Linked DNA regions of Homo sapiens: region 2 is linked to region 1. The links are chromatin loops, found by intact Hi-C in ENCODE. Cell type or tissue: endothelial cell of umbilical vein. All regions are shown on one strand. Each heading gives the region's core, and the rest is flanking DNA. Links, peaks and the distances in the headings are about the cores only.

Region 1 (5,390 bases), core at 126-5,125:
GCACGCACTCCCAGGTGCAGCGTTTCAGCAGCCTGGGGATCTGAGACTGCTGTGGACTTGTGTGCATGATCTTCATGGCTAATGATGAGGCAACAGCCAGAAAGAGAAAAAGCCCAAAGTAGTCCTTATAAAACTATAGAGAAGACCACATTTGTCTTTGTGACAAACACTTGAACTGTTTCACAGATGCTCACAGCAGACAGCCCTCTATACTACCAATTTATGCTTCCTAACTCTTCACACTCTCCTTTCTTCAGTGCCTAGATCATTGCTGTCTTACATGGAAGAATGAAAGTATCTAATAATGTAATTCACAGTAAATTACCAATTGAAGAGAAAAAAACCTCATTATATTCTTTTGGTGGTATTTATGTTTTAAAGGAGGGTCTTGGAAGGCAATGCCTAACCTAAACGGAACTAAATCTTGGGGAATTTCAGCCAACGTGGCAGGCAATCGGGGAGCTATTAGGGGATAGTAAGGGCCTGCTTCTGTCCCTAGGCACCATCCCATGTGGTTATCTATTCACTGTGTTTGGTAAAAGGTGACCCATTTTGCCATGGGTCTATCAAAATTATTTTGAAATGTATCTACATTATCCAAAAGGACCTTGAACCTGGGTTTCCCCTCTCTTTCAGCCCACTTCTGTTACCTAAACCCTGTGCTTGATTGTAAAATCAAGCACAAGAGAGTCCCAAGGCAAAAGTGGCTACAAAAGTAAATAAACTACCTTATATAGATATGGCTTCATGGATATTTAAAGATATAAAAATAATAATCCCCTTTCCCAGTTTGGTCATTCTTGAGAGTTGAAACCACCAAGTCCCCATGCAGTCTACTTTGTCAGTTTCACGGAACCGGAACTCCCCTCACCAAGGGTGAAGCTCTCCTTGAGTCTACTTTAAGATGGCTTTCTTTTAAATAAATAATTTTTGCTCACTAACTTATGCTTTTCTCTCACTTTTCCCCTTTCCCTTCTGCCACTTACGTTTCTCAGGACAAATGTTGCCTTTCACTTTACTGCCAGCCCCTCTCAACCTCAGGTAAGTGAAGGGGTTCCAAGAGTTATCAACATCCTACCTGTTGGTGTTGCCTGCCTGTTAGTGAAACCATGTTACCCTGGTAGAGTTAGCGTGTGGTGTTGCCCTTGACCTTTCACAACTTGAAGTATATTTGTATTCCACTTTATTCCTTGTGTTACTGGAATTTTGGACACAATATTTAATCATATCACCTTAATTGGTATAAAATGGGTGGCATGCTATTTGTTTTCAGGTGTTCATTGGTTCAATCCTCACTGAGAAAATCGTGTGCCCACTATGCACCAAGAACATTGTTAGACTGCACCTGGTGCTGGAGGCACAAAGGTTAAGAACGGAGAGACACAACTTCTGCCATTATGAACCTGATAGCTGGGAAGTGGTAGTGGGGATAGGTAGTAAAAGGCTGACACCAAACAGATACACAAATAATTAATTGACCTGGAAATACAACGAAAATAAGACATTTTAATGTTTACAATGTTATAAGTGTAGTAAATTAGTTTCTCCTCTCATAAAGAAAGAGCCAGAATTTTGACAAAAAACATCAGGAGAATTAGATATTTGTGTTGTGCTCTCCATTAAACCATAACCACAAATAGAATAAATACATGAAAACTTGGATTAAGTCAGGCTGTTTTTCTGGTGTCATTTCTAGCTACCTTCCTTTTTTCTTTCATAAGCTTCTGAAGACAAAACTCTATATAATAGCATGTTCGAAACAAGTTTATTTGTTGTACATTTTCTTTAGTCCATAATATAGCTTTGGTCATAAATAGCTACTTAGGTTTTGCTTTGGAGTAGTAAAACTGGGATTAACATGGACTTGTTGTAAATATACTACTGCGGTGCTGGTAAATAGTTAAGAACTGGTTCTCAGAGAGAAAGCCCTGATTTGTAGCATTTGCCCATTTCTGTGGTGTAAATACCTCCACTGTGGCTGATTTTAAGCTCCCATTGTGATGTCACTGAACAGCTGGGAAGTGACTAATGCACAATCAGCTCTCCCAAGCCTGAATGAACCAACTCCAATCCACTTTTAAACTTCCTGTCTGTGAAAGTCTCTGCAACGCATGTATACTGCCACCCAGTGGCAGGAGAGGGCCAAAGGCCCTTAATATACTGCCCTCAATATTTATTGACTATTTAATTTCAAGAAATATTTTAAAAGCACTAATTACTAGGTGCAAAGAGAGAAACCTAAAGTAGAAGGGGAATAGGCCGGGCGCGATGGCTCACGCCTATAATCCCAGCACTTTGGGAGGCTGAGGCGGGCAGATCACGAGGTCAGGAGATCGAGACCATCCTGGCTAACACGGTGAAACGTCGTCTCTACTAAAAAAATACAAAAAATTACCCGGGCATGGTGGCGGGCGCCTGTGGTCCCAGCTACTCGGGAGGCTGAGGCAGGAGAATGGCGTGAACCCGGGAGGCGGAGCTTGCAGTGAGCCAAGATTGAGCCACTGCACTCCAGCCTGGGCGACAGAGCGAGACTCTGTCTCAAAAAAAAAAAAAAAAAGAAGAGGAATAACTTTCACTCTAACTACAGGAACTGTATAGTCTAACAGTCCTGTACAGAGCTATAATAAATATGATATACTGATCAGGTGTGGTGGCTTGCACCTGTAATCCCAACACTTTGGGAGGCTGAGGCAGAAGTATTGCTTGAGGCCAAGAGTTCAAGACCAGCCTGGGCAACATAGCAAGACCCTGTCTCTACAAAAACCTAAAAAATAAAAAATTAGCCGGGTATGGTAGCTTGCATCTGTAGTTTTGACTTCTCAGGAGGCTGAGGCAGAAGGATCACTTGAGCCCAGGAGGTCAAGACTACAGTGATACATGATTGTGCCATTGCACCCTAGCCTGGGTGACAGCGTGAGACCCTATCTCTGAAAAAAAAATTTAAATAATTTGTATTTAAACCCCAAAATGGAGTAAAATATACTTAGAACAAACTAATAAAACAAAACAAGTTCCTTGATATCTACGAAAGGTTTACTTTACTCTTAACTAGTCTCATTTTCACCTATATTTTGTATCCTCTTTGATTACAGGAAATATTTTCTTTTTCTATAAACTCACCCAAACGGTTGCACATTCTCAGATAACCTGTGTCAATCACTGTTTGCCTCTATTCCAGGAGTTAGAAGCAGGTTGCAGAAACTGGGGAGGTAGCCAGGACCCAGATAGTGATTTTTCAGCCTAAATTCCAGCCACTGCTTTGGGTATTTGTCGTTCGCTTCTTTCTGGTAAAGGTAGATTGTCAGGCAGGGGTCAAAAACATTTATTTGGGGTTTATGGTAATTTGCAGATAAAGTTGTTAATACTTTCAGTGGGTGTTTACTGCTTGCACAAAACCAATTACTAGCATATATGGGAACATATATGAGGCTCATTATTGCCAACAGTAATCATAGTAATGCTCTTGAGTTACACAGTATGGGTTTCCTGGGAAACAAGAACACTCTTGGAAATTCCATGCTCCTCATCTTTTGAAGAGCCCTGTATTATATGTATTTGAGTCAAGCTCCAAAATTAAGTGGGTTCTTGGGGGTATTGCCATCTGTTATAAGATGTGAATAGACTTCCAACTGTATCATTAATGACACTCTTTAATTCTGAGATAATTTTTCCCCATCAGAAAGCTTTGGATTATTAAAAAGGATTCCATTTTTATTGTCCTGGTACTCAAAATAGGGTTAGGAGAAAAGATGTTGAAATACAAAGTTAAGTTTTAACTTGTTTTGCCTCTCTGTACATGATAGATTTATTAGAGTCTTCACTGGGAGCCTGTTTCGGTTGCTTTTCTCAAAATCTTAATCATAGGCTTAATATAACTTCTCAATCAGTTATCGTATTTTATAATTATTTGGCAGAATTCCCCTTTCTTCATCATTAAGGACAAGTTTACAACTTAGAGTTAATACATTTTTCCAGTGGATTCATAATCTACATGGGTAAATAGTACAACCTCTTTCAATTAAAAATGTTTCCTAATTCTGGTGTTACTTGAAAAACACTTTTAAAAGATACCTCAGCCTGCCCGCAATTGTGAATGTATTTCTGGGGACTCCACATGGGGCTTGGTCTTTGAATCTCTGTATGTTCTCACTATATTCCAGCCAGCAACAAGTTTCTTGATCAAAAGGGCAAGGGGGAGGATGAGTCTAGTGCTAATTCTTGCCTATGGGAAGGTGGTTAAAATTATTGAGGAACAGGCTTATCTGCTTTTCAATATGGAATTTTCGTATGTCACATTGACCACACAGAAAGAAGTGAATCTTATCACATGTTATATCTCACTTACCCTTAATTTAAAGGGGGCAGGATGCTTCTTAAACAGGAAACAAACTAAAGTATAGCAAAGTTTAGTTGAGAAATAAATGACTATTTCTTTTACCCTAGAAAAAGGAATAGCAACATTGCATAAAATGGCTGTTTTGTCTTATTTACTGCTATATTCTTAATGCCTGGCACAGAGCCCTGCGCAGATTTAGTTTCTCAATATGTATGAGATGAAGAGCTGACTGAATTCATTAATGGAGATTCACGGAGATTTACGTATAAATTTTGTGCCTAATAGTAGAGGAAACAATCCCATTCATGTAAATATAAATCATGTCTTTCTTTTTCTTATTCTCAGTATTTTCTATACAAGTTTCCCAAAGACGTGGACTCAGTTATCATTAAAGTGGTGTCTGAAATGGCTTATCCATGTTCTGTTGTCTCAGTCCAGAATATCATGGTGAGTGCTGATAACTTGCCAACCTTCTACTATAGAGCATTATATTATTCCAGAACAAATGAAAGAGAAGGGTGGAAGCATGCCATCCTCTTACTGTGTATCTCCCTTCCAAAACTACTAAACAATACGAACAGTATCTGTGAGCACGAGTGGGCAGACTGTGTTTGCAGACACTAATTTGGAGTGGTAAAGAATAGTTAACTCTTCACCAAAATCAACAAAGCAAAGAAGGAAAGGAGGGAGGAAGCAGGGAAGGATTGTAACAAGGAACCAGGAAGACCAAGTTGTGGGCTCCGCGAGAAAGCTAAAATTGAACCCTACCATTTGTTCTGCTTTTAAATTTTTATTGTAACATTCGGTTCTTTCTGTCTCCTGAGGTGTTAACGAAAATTGAAAAAAGTGTTATACACTTTAAGACAATATTTTTATAGTTCTCTTCAATATAACATGACTTTGACTTTAGAGGACGAGGCCCCAAGTCTTAGGAAGACTATGTCATGACTGTTCAAGGGGGGAAATTGCCTAGTTTCTGGTTAATAAGGATCCCCTGCTCTGTGATCCAAGCAGAAAGATGCTGACAGGACCTATGTGTGGCATGACATTGCAT
Region 2 (5,390 bases), core at 67-5,066, 440 kb before region 1:
TCTGTTGCAAGAATTTAAATATACTGTTTCTCGTACATTTATGTCTTCATTCATTCCTTTAACAGACACTTATTGAGCACCTGCTGTGAGAAGCACTGTGCTATTTGCTGGGAGACATGCTGAGATTTCTAAAAAAGTGGGCCTTTATTTCTCCCCCTTCAGAAGCTTTCCATCCAGTGGGGGCACTATCTGATCATTCATTAAAGCACACATGAGTCACCCACAATGAAAGATATTGTGGGATAAATGCTTTGGGAATGGTACCGAAGACAGGTGCTATAAGAACCCAGAGGAGTATGTGTTCACTTCGGGCTTAAAAGACATCAAAGAAGATCAGTGGAGGAGGGAGTGGTGTGCTAGAAATCATACAGCAAATATCCAGTGGCAAGAAAAGGCACAGCATATTGGGAGTTTCAAGAAGACTGGTTTACCTGGAGAGGATTCTCATGGTAAGGTGAATTGAAATAAAATTGGAAGCTAAGAGTCAGATTGTATAGGGCCTTGAATGCCAAGTTCAGTTGACTTACACACATATAGATGAGGAAGTGGGAGGGAGGTAGCTCCCAAGGTCTCAGAAATCCAGGTGATAGGACTGAAATTATAACATAAAATGGCTCTTTACTTTCAGAATTGTTTCTAGGCCAGTAAGTCATCAATACACCCTAAGAAAATAAATTCATATGGAATTTGCCAAAGTTGTAGAAAGGATACAATCTCTAAATAAAGGGTAGCCCTTTAAGTTGAATCCATTAAGAAAAGTTAAATTATGCTTATTTTTTTCACCATGACCTAGTAAAAATTCTGTCACAACCATTGATACAGCTAAATCCCCTTTATTCCAACTCCAAGCTCCTCAAGGAACCTTGTGAATATCAGATGGAGCTATAGGAGAAGACATAAGAGGCCCCCTTAGTGCATTAGCTGCTACCCTGGTCTTGCACTTTGGTCTCTTGAGAGCCTTGCTAGCATGAATAAGCGTCCTCAAATGGGATCAGCTCTTGGGACACTGGCTAAGTTACATTTCTTTTTTCTTTTTTTTTTTTTTAAGAGACAGGGAGTCACTATGTTGCCCAGGCTGGTCTCAAACTCCTGGGCTCTAGCAATATTCCCATCTCATCCTCCCAAAATTCTGGGATTACAGACATGAGCCACCATGCCTGGCTCAACCAAGTCACATTTTTGAATCTTCAAGTTAAAGACTAAAAACCCTGGACTTGCCTTTGTGAATCCACCAAATGGCTCTTTCCAGACTCTGATTGGGGCAGCTTACCAGCTTTCCCTCTGGGCCTCCTTAAAAAGCACCCAATCATTCAAAATACACACAGTTCTGGGTGATGGAAAAGTTTAATTAATAGACTTATGTGGCTTGCATATGTAAATCACCAAGAAGTAAATATAATTAAAAACTTTACAATAAAAAACTTTAAATATTCATACATTTTTTGATGATTCAAGAACTACATTACCAAAAGACATAACCAGAATATATCAGAACTCTCAAAACGCAACAGAAAACAAATAAACCAATGTAAAAAAATGGGTAATTAAACAGGCACTTAACATAAAAGGATAGCTAGATGATAGTAAGTACACAAAAAGTTTTCAACAATTATTCATTATTAGGGAAATGTCCGTTAAAACTACAATGTGTTACCATTATATATAAAATTAAAAATACTGACAATACCAAGTGCTGACAAGGATGCGGAGCAACTGGAAATCTCATGCATTGCACATGTGAATGCAAAGTAGTAAAGCGACTCTGGACAATGGCTTGGCAATTCCTTAAAACGTTAAACATACACAATGACCCAATAATCCCATCCCTCAGGTTTTTACTGTAGAGAAATGAAAGCTTATGCTCACACAAAAACCTGTACATGCATGTTTATAGCAGCTCTAGTCAGAATCACCAAAAACTTGAAACCAACCACCCAACTATTCTTAAATAAGTAAATGGGTAACAAAACCACATCAGAATCTTACAGTATTTTGGGGGAACATAATGACCAATTAGCATCATGAAGTGGTACCATAGAAGGAAAATGGTCATATTTTTTCCTTCTGCTTATTAAAATTCCAGATAAAGTGAGGGTTCCAGATAAAGTAGGCTCCTTATGTTTATAAGAAAATGTGTAAACATTAGCCACACTGTGAGTTATGAGTGTTTGTGTTGCAGCTAAATGCACAAGTATTGAGCATGGAATGCAGGTTTTGAAAGAGCAGAAGAATAAAGCATATGAGTGGGAGAAGGAAGAGAAAGGCTGCATGCAGAATAAATAAAAGCATCTCTGTTCATCAGTGTTGACTTCAACCTCAGAACCAAAATGAAGCAACTGTATGCATGAGTATATATATGTGTGTGGTCCATGTTCATTTGGAGGGTCAAAAGCCTTTGATTAAAATTTTTTAAATTAAGACTCAGAATCATTCAGTGTTTTTAAAAACTGATCTCCTTAAGGAGAAGAATCCTATGTTTTGATGGACATGAGAATAGACAAACTTAAAGAATTGGGAGAGCAGGAGGCCCTGCCAGAGGAAGGCCTGTCTAAATCCACATACCAGTGCAAGCTGTCTTCGGCTGTCCTACGTACTAAGGGACATAGCTCAGCACAGCCAGTCCCTGTGATGCATCAGCCACTGCATCCGTAAACCAGTGACCACTTCTGAAGCAGCAGAAGTTATTTTGCTGCAAATCTATCTCCAAGATCCAAAATGTGTTTAATCGGGGTGAGCCATTAACTGAATTAAATGAGACATATGTTTACCAGCAGGTGGCAACAGAGGTAATGGTGTCTCCCAAAACGTTAAACTTGCATTATTTTATACGCCAGAAATGGGAATCTTCAAAACTTGATTGGGTCCCAACTTAACTTCACTCTATCTTACATTTGCATTCTGAGATGAAATTATTCAAGCCAAGATATTGTAACCAGAAACATAAATTTTTCTTTTATTAAGCTGATATTGTGCTTCATTTTCTAAGGGTGGCTCCTCCAGGAGTTTGATATTTTTAATTGAAAAATTGGAAAAATAAAACATTATTTATAGCCTCATGAGTTAGACTTATTTGTGGTCAAGGGAGGCTTTTAAAAGGTGAAATAAACACTATTTTCAAATACAGCTGCCTGACATTTAATAGTGGAACGCATATTCTCTTGTGAACAAAGACGAAGCAATTCGACCACTTTTGAATGTCAAAGACATACTAGGTTCCTAACTGACTCTCTTAAACCTTTGTTAATTCTTTTCACATATGAGAAAACCCTTAGGTTTCAATGGAAAAAATAAACATTTTATTCTCACATGATTTCAAAGACTATTGTAACAGGATAGTTTGCTCTAAAGCTCGTGTCCCAGATGGAAGGCATTGTTGCAAGAACATTTTACCCGACTGTCCTGATCCTAGAACTTGTAGAATGCCTGTACTTCTTTCTGTTTCACCAAACTTCCCTGATTGTCTGGCTCCTCTCTTTCGGCATAGGTTCCTGGGCTCCCGTCTAACTCTTAGTCTCATTTCCCATGGTCCCTCTCTTTTCCTGTGGTTTATCACTCCTTTCATTTCCCACAATCTCTCTCTCATAACTGGACTTGGAATACATAATTTAGAAAAATATATACGTAGAAAATAAAAATGTTATTTAGAAAAATAAAACTATTTCTTGCTATATTTTATGATCTTAAATTTAAAGGCTTGTTCAGTTCCATATTTCTAAAAACTAGAAATAATTTACTTGCCAATTATTTAACTTAATTTTTAAATAAGTATGCACATTCATGTGATTCAAAATTTGAAATGTGCAAAAGGGTAGTAAAAAATGTCCCTTCTACTCTTTCTTCTAGCCAGTAGCAACCAATGCTTCAAGTTTCTGATGAATATTTCCAGAGAGATGCATATACCAGCAATTACATATATGTGCAGGGGTGTGTGTATATATATATACATATATATGTGTATATATGTATATATACACACATGCACATATATAAGTGCATATGTGCATATATATGTGTGTGTGTGTGTGTGTGTGTGTGTGTGGATATTCTTTATCTTTCCTGATTCTTACACAAAGGACAAATGATAGCATACGTTACACAAAAGCACCTTGCTTTTTTTTTTTACTTAGCTATTATACATAGCTTGGCAATTATTCCCTATCAATCCAGAGAGAGCTTTCTCTTCCCTTTTTCATAGCCACAGAGTATTGCACTGTACAGATAGTCCATAATTTATTTCAATCTGACCACTACACATACCACTTTGTTTGTTATTAGTTAAATAATTTCTGCTTTTAGTTTCTACTTTCTTTAGGTTTATTATTATCATTCAGTTCTTTTTATTAATTCTTTGAGTCAGATGTTACTTCTTTCATTATCAGTCTTTTTATTATTCTACATATGGAAGACTATGAATTTTCCTCTGAGCACTGCTTTAAATTGCACTCCTTAGGTTCTAGTATATAGTTATTTCTAAATTAGTTTTTGGCACAGAATTGGATTAATCATCATCCTTAATTTATGTTACACTCTCATCATTGGTAAATGCATAGCCATCTTTTGTTTAGTTCTTCCATTTTTTAACATAATTTTTAAAATATGGGCCCATCACCCAATGCGTCTTGACAATAAACTCCATCTACCTATATTGCCCCTCCCATTCCCTCCCTCTGCTTCTGTCCATACTACTCCTCCAACCACCAGAGATAAAGATCATGCTGAATTCTTTTTCATTTCCTTGCTTTCTTTTTCATATAGCTTCATAGCTTCTATCTTCTATCTTTCCTTAAAACATATTTTTATTTTAAATTTAAACATTTTCTTATTTTCTGAATATTAGGTTTGATTTTGATTTTCTTTATGATCCAAGAGTTGCTTTAAAAAGAGTTTTGGGGTTTTTTTCCCAGATATTAGAATATCTTGTTGTTTTATTATTTTGTTTTATTATTAAGATCGGGCTATATTACATCATGAACAGAAAATGCCTTCTGCACTATTTTTACATTTTGGAATTTCTTGGTGTTTTTCTTTGTGTTAAAATGTGATCACTTGGGATATGCCATAGGATGCTCTGTATCCACCTGTCTGTCTCTCCAATTTTGGGGCCAGTGATTGCCCTGTGGCCTCACTTCTCTGACAGATCTAAGAAGAGTTGCTGATTTTGTATTTTGTTTGGCTTTTTAAATTGTATATATTTAAGGTGTACAACATGATATTTTTATATAACTATACACGGTAAAATGCTTACTCCAGCCAAGCAAATTAACCCACCCATCATCTTCCATAGTTACTTCGTGTGTGTGTGTGTGTGTGTGTGTGTGTGTGTGTGTGTGTTAAGAGCACCTAAAATCTACTCTCTTGGCAAATTTTCAGTCTATGATAAGGTTGTATTT

The links. Hi-C counts contacts between places; a loop is a spot of excess contacts. Peaks named below come from ENCODE experiments on the same cell type or tissue, not always from the same donor. Only the 100,000 strongest peaks of a DNase experiment are listed, where the experiment ranks them.
Region 2: a loop joins it to region 1, with 10 times the contacts of the local background. A loop is called at or near these places in 6 of 110 quality-filtered maps.

What each region holds. Positions count from the first base shown.
Region 1 is chr3:113,575,927-113,581,316 of GRCh38, forward strand. SIDT1 (SID1 transmembrane family member 1) reads left to right here. Exons shown (of 25, transcript NM_017699.3): 4 at 996-1,041; 5 at 4,682-4,783. Among named protein-coding and RNA genes, the nearest start is that of SIDT1-AS1, 12 kb to the right of the region's middle. In endothelial cell of umbilical vein, for the core only: a CTCF peak has its summit at 2,126 (motif pointing left); a DNase peak (open chromatin) is centred at 2,045; H3K27ac peaks cover 381 bases.
Region 2 is chr3:113,133,499-113,138,888 of GRCh38, forward strand. All of the region lies in intron 1 of NEPRO-AS1 (NEPRO antisense RNA 1), which reads left to right. Among named protein-coding and RNA genes, the nearest start is that of LINC02044, 32 kb to the right of the region's middle. In endothelial cell of umbilical vein, for the core only: a CTCF peak has its summit at 2,778 (motif pointing right); no DNase peak of the experiment used is centred there.